Linked DNA regions of Homo sapiens: region 1 is linked to region 2. The links are chromatin loops, found by intact Hi-C in ENCODE. Cell type or tissue: heart left ventricle. All regions are shown on one strand. Each heading gives the region's core, and the rest is flanking DNA. Links, peaks and the distances in the headings are about the cores only. Region 1 overlaps SESN3 (sestrin 3). Region 2 has its middle 130 kb from the start of SESN3.

Region 1 (2,925 bases), core at 293-2,792, 200 kb after region 2:
CTTGGTACTTTTTATTCAATGTAATCAGAAGCTGTGATGTTTTGCCTTTGTAGTCCTGTGCTTTGTTACTGTAATTTTTTTTTTTTTTTTACGAAGCACGTGACTGGACTAATGTAAGGCAGATGACGTGATCTTTAAGACTGCTATATATATCAGTCTCTTACTCTATAAGGTTTTAAATTAGAATAAGCTTTTATCAAATAGATAATTGATGCAATTTAGGATTCACGCAAGTTTCAGTGTCAAATGGCGGTCTTATAGTTTCAATTCTGAAAATAGCAAACTTAATAAACAGCCACTTTAAACTTGTTCTGGCAAACCAGACCCTGCTGTAGATATAGTCTAAGGTAGTTAACCATATAAGCCTTTTCAACTCTTAATGCCCTCCACATGAATCAGCAGTTAAGAAGGTTCTAGAACCCATGAAAGCTTTTGTATGTATTACTAGGTTTTGTTTTTCTTATGTTTGCTGATTTTACAGTTCTGACTAAAGCTGACCTAAATGGATCAGTTTATGTGTAATATTCTAGTGCTTTAATGACTCTTTTTTTCTTTGGAGGGAGGGTAACATTATTTGGACAGATGCAGAAGGAACTGTTAGTGAGTCAAGACAAACACATCTGAAATAAAGGAACTGTGTATTAACATGTTAACAATTCATAACTGCACTTTTTATGACATTTTGAAAATCTATTTATAGGTACAGAACAATGGGTTTTGTTAAACTGTATCACATTTATACTTGCAGAAATTTATTTCATTGTTATTAGTAGGAATTTTATTGGTTCAATAAAATTGGCAAAACTGAACACCAATCATTTGCCTACTTTGTTTATACTGGAGTAGCATTCTCGCTTGGTTTATTTCTGCTTGATTATTGAGACATGCATTCTTAAAGATATCAGAATTATAGGAGTCATTATTTTCACTATTTTTTTCCTGACCCAGTTTCCTGGTGATATTTCTTATCACTCACTCAATATTCTATTGGTGGAATATTGCAAAAGTGTAAGTTGTGCAAAATATATAGTTATTGTTACCTTTTAAAATATCAATTGTGATCTTAGCAAGAGGCAAATTAACTTTATTATTGTCTCTTGTTAACCAAAGCAGTAATTAGAATGAGGAAAGAGGCATCGAACATAAGGTTGGATTAAAGGCCTGGATTAAAAAACCTAGTTTTTTTCATATTCTACTAGCTTTGCGACCTTGAAAGTAAATTAATCTCTATGATCTTTGATTTCTGCACTACATTCTATCAGGAGTAATACCTTCTTGAGATGGTTAAGAATTAGGTGATGTGTACTCATGTATTTGAAATATACAGCACAATAATGAGCTTGAATGGATAAACAAGCCCAGAGAATAGTGTTACTATTTGATATAAAGTAGAAAAAAAGTAATGGAGAGAGGAAGATGATATATGTGTAATGTGAAGTGGTGATAAGACTTCTAAGTAGGAATGTAAAATAGGCTTTTGGAAAGCTATAAGGGATGTGCAGTCTTTTGTGCAAGTTTTCTAAGGAAGGACCTGACTTTTCATTTATCTTAAATTCACATATTACGTAAAAATTTATACCAAAGGCAAGATTTCTTCCTTTGTGCCATGTGTCTAGCTGTAATGGGAGATCAGTGGAAACCAGCTTCTTGCCGATTAGAGTCTATCTTTTGGCTGGGTTTGGTGGCTCATGCTTGTAATCCTAGCACTTTGAGAGGCCGAGGCAGGAGGACCTGCACTTAGGAGTTCGAGACCAGCCTGGGCAACATAGTGAGACCCTGTCTCTCAAAAAAAAAAAAAAATCTTTTTTTCAATAATATGTAACGCCAGGGGAGACAAAGAACAGGGTACATTGGGCCAAACTCAGCTAACAACCCAGTCCTTCTACAAGTTCTCCCCCAATTCAAAATCAGGCTTTTGACACTAGTTTCCCCATGAATTTATTAACAACTTTGAGCCATTTTTTAAAGTAAAATAATACTTCATGTTTATGTGTGTACTTTGTCCTTTCACGTATACAATTTCATGTAATCCTCACAACTTTGTGAAGAACAAATCCTCACAATAATTTTACAATGACGATATCTTCATTTTATAGATGAGGAAATTAAGTCATAGAAAGCTTTACTAGTGTAAGAAAGTTGGTACAGTTTTTAGAATTGGCACAGTGGAGATTCAAATTCTGGTCTTTCTGACATTTTTTCTACTGAACTTCCCTACCTTAATTCAGCTTAAGTTTCTTGTTGAATGATATAAATGACCATCTGAAGACCTGAGAACAAACCCCAACCTTGAGATGCTGATGTAATTGGACTGAGGTGAATCCAGTGCATTCAGTCTTGAAAAGCGTTCCTGGTGATTTCAATGCCTGATACATTTTGAGAACCACTGGACAAAATTGTATTATTAACTCCACCCAATAGATATCTTCCTAACAGCAAAAATAATTGCAGCTCTGATTTACCAAACTGGCCTGCAGGTGGAATGGAAAGTCAACAGCTGAATTAGGCAGAAATGAGAAAAAAAAAAAAAAAATCCAGCTTTTTCTAAGACCACATCTTTAGGGTTGGGGCCTAAGAAGTGCTAGAAAGGTGAAATAGAAACAGGCACCCATTTGTCACATGACACCTAGGAAAGAAATGAAGTGCCTGTGCTTGCTAGTGAGCAGAATACTTTGCATACCGAAATCATTCTAGATTTTTCTGTGTCTATATGCATTTTGTGCACTTGAAAGTATGGCATATGGGTTATGTAATATTTTTTGAAATTACACTCCTCCCTATAATTTGCCAGTGAGAATGCTTGTCTAGTATTTCAGATATTTCTTGAATGCATGGATCCCATGTGACATACAATATTCCATCAAAATAAGATCTAGTAGCATTTCTTAAAAATGAAATAGACTATGGTAGATTACATTCTAAGCT
Region 2 (2,925 bases), core at 142-2,641:
GTTAACACTTAGCAATGTTCTAAGCTTTCTGTATGCATTAACTCATTTGGAACTCATTACAATCCTGTGAGGGTGTTATTATTATGCCCATTTTAGAGATGAGGATATTGGTATTCAGAAAGGTTAAATAATTTATCCAAAGTTACATAGCCATTAAGTGCCAGCACTGGATTCTAACATGGAAAATATATTGACCCCTGTGACTGGTAAAGTCCACGAGTAAGGCCCACTTCATGGGCAACTAAATCATCCAGGAGCTCAAACAATTTCCTAAGGCTCTGTCTTGACTGGGTCAGCTTCTTTTCATGCACTGCCTTCACATTTGGAGAGATTCTCCCAATGTGGAGAAAAAGAAACAATTCGTATTTCAGAGCAAGAGTGAGACCCTTTCCTTCCCCATACTTATACATGACAGTTCTTCTTGGCCTCTTCTTGCCCATTCTGAAACTCATCACTATGGCCAGGTGCATGGAGGACATAAGAAGGCGGTTGGAGCTGGACCAACCACATGAATTGGGCTCTCACGAAAAGACCCATTATCAGAAGAGGTGGGGTGTCGCCAGTTAGATGCCCCACCGGAGGATATAAAGAGGGGAGGGCACAATCGAGTTTGCACTTTAGAAAAAAATGGTGTCGCAGATGGATTAGAGGCATGTAGAACTGGAGACAGGGAAGCCAGCTAGAAAGCCGACCAGGTTTTCCAGGTGGGAAATGAATCCAAGGCTGTGGTGATGGCAAGAAGGGAACAGAGTCAAGAGGTATGTAGGAGATACACTTGGATTTAGGCCTGGAGGAAGAAGAAGGAATTAACGGCAACTCCGAGGCTGTGGTATTAACTGAAATTGAGAAAACAGGAAGTTGAGTAAGTATTCAAGGGAGAGGAAAGACAGTATTTAAGTTCATTTGGGGATGTCTTTGCATTTGGACTGTCTTTCCTGCTAGAGAGTAACTTCTGTGAGCCAGAGACCCCATCTGCCCTGTTCACTACAATATCTGCAATAACCATGTAGCACCTGGCACATATTAGGCACTTCCCTATTAAATGCACAAAGAAAGGTGTCTACCTGATATCCAAGTGCATGCACCAGTCAGGTTGTTGGAAAGTCAGAAGAGATGCCCAGCCCCACAGTGTGAATTTGGGGGTCACAGGGATATGGGCAATAGAGAAAAATGGGGGCATTAAAGAGATGGTTCAGAGTGAGTGTGGAAGGAGAGACTGGGCATAGAATGCCTGCATGTAAGGGGCTAGCAGACGAAGATGAGCCTGGGATCTGTTGGAAAGTGAATGATGAGAGAAGGAGTAAAAGAAGCCTAGGGTGGTAACAGGGAAACTTGGTGTGGAAAGGGAGAGCTGACAGTCAGAACAATGTCCACTCTTCTACTTGCTAGCTGTGTGAACTTGAGCAAGTTATTTCACTTCTGTGTGCCTCAGTTTCCCTCTTTTAAAATGACAAAAATAATACTGCCTATCTTAGGTATAGTTGTGAAACATTTTAAAAATAAGTTATTTTTTAACTTGTAAAGACACAGTACTTGTCTCAATATTTACCTAAGGAGTGAGTCATGCGTCATACTGAATACCACAGAGGGGCCAAGCAAGACAAAGACTAAAATGTGCCCACTAGATTTGGCAAGTTGGATAGAGTTGGGCCCATACAAATGAACAATCTGCAAAGCTGGGAATAAAAGCCAGATTGGATAAATTGAGAGTGGGTGGTAAGGAAGTAAATACATTATCCGCTGTATTTTTTTCTCCTGGGCAAGTAGCAGCAGCTAATATGTTTTGCTTATCTGTCTTATTTATTGTTTATCTCCCCAATTAGAATGTAAGATTTATGAGGACTGCGACTGGATCTGTCCCACATGCTTAAGAGCATGTTGGCACATAGTCTATGTTCAACAGAATCTGTTGAATGACAGGACAGGACAGATGGATATGGTGGAGTGGTGGGACAGGAACTAAGACTATTTATCAGAGCATCCCCTTCCCCCAGTAGGTTCTCCCTTATGGCTACATATCAAGATTGCCTGCAAAGTAGTAATCTTTAGCACAGATTCCCCAGGTCTCCTTCCCCAGACACCCTCTGAAGATACATCTCTGGTTGGGGGTGGGGATCAGGCCCAGGGGGTGTTTTTTTTAAAAGCTCCCCTAGTCATTAGGATACACACCTGGCATCACAACTACTACCCTGTACCATAGTTTGTGATGCATAACTTAATATGGAAATAAAAAGAAAAAAAGTTATTCGAACCCTCAGTCATCATTTCTCTCCTCAGGATCTGAATCAAATTCCTATTTTTTCAAATGTGTTTATATTTGACAACTGAACAACTTAATAAAAAATTCCAAGGGTAACAACTCAAAGAAATTCTCTTACAAGAAAGTCTGGGTAGAAGGAATGGATTGGGCCTCGAGGAGAAAAGAAAATGCCCAGAGCCAGTTTCTCTGTGGCCATGTAAGCCAGCCGTCAATCACAGCTCACACCTGCCTTCCGCTCTGCACAAAGAGGCCAATTGAGATGCGTCTGCGCCCCCCATGGGAGGTATGGGAGCCTGGACAATGCAGGCTCGGAAAGGCAGGAAAGCATGACAGATGTGACAGAGAATTATACCAAGTTGTCTAAGCGGCTAACAGAGAATTCTCAGAAACTTTGGGCTAGTGTTGAATTCTAAGAACATACAGAAATACATGTTCAAAGAACGAATAAAGTGAAATTTCTCAGGGAAACAGAAAAGAAAAATTTTTTTGCCAGCGAAAATCATGGAATCTGGTCACTAAAAATAGAACATTCAGGAATAAAATGAAGAGGATCTGTTTTATTAGGACTTCATCTTATGTACGTCTCTATGACCAGTCTGTAACTGATTGCGCCCTCTGGCCTCATCTCCCATGATGTGCCCTGGCCTCACCTGGTCACAGAGAGC

What was found. A loop is a pair of places that touch in the nucleus more often than their neighbours do. Peaks named below come from ENCODE experiments on the same cell type or tissue, not always from the same donor. Only the 100,000 strongest peaks of a DNase experiment are listed, where the experiment ranks them.
Region 1: it touches region 2 in a loop (2.4-fold over the local background); 9 of 110 quality-filtered maps call a loop at or near these places.

Annotation. Positions count from the first base shown.
Region 1 is chr11:95,163,430-95,166,354 of GRCh38, reverse strand. It overlaps SESN3 (sestrin 3), which reads left to right. Exons shown (of 10, transcript NM_144665.4): 10 at 1-842. Among named protein-coding and RNA genes, the nearest start is that of LNCRNA-IUR, 14 kb to the right of the region's middle. In heart left ventricle, for the core only: no CTCF peak of the experiment used is centred there; no DNase peak of the experiment used is centred there.
Region 2 is chr11:95,363,491-95,366,415 of GRCh38, reverse strand. No RefSeq gene overlaps it. Among named protein-coding and RNA genes, the nearest start is that of SESN3, 130 kb to the right of the region's middle. In heart left ventricle, for the core only: no CTCF peak of the experiment used is centred there; no DNase peak of the experiment used is centred there.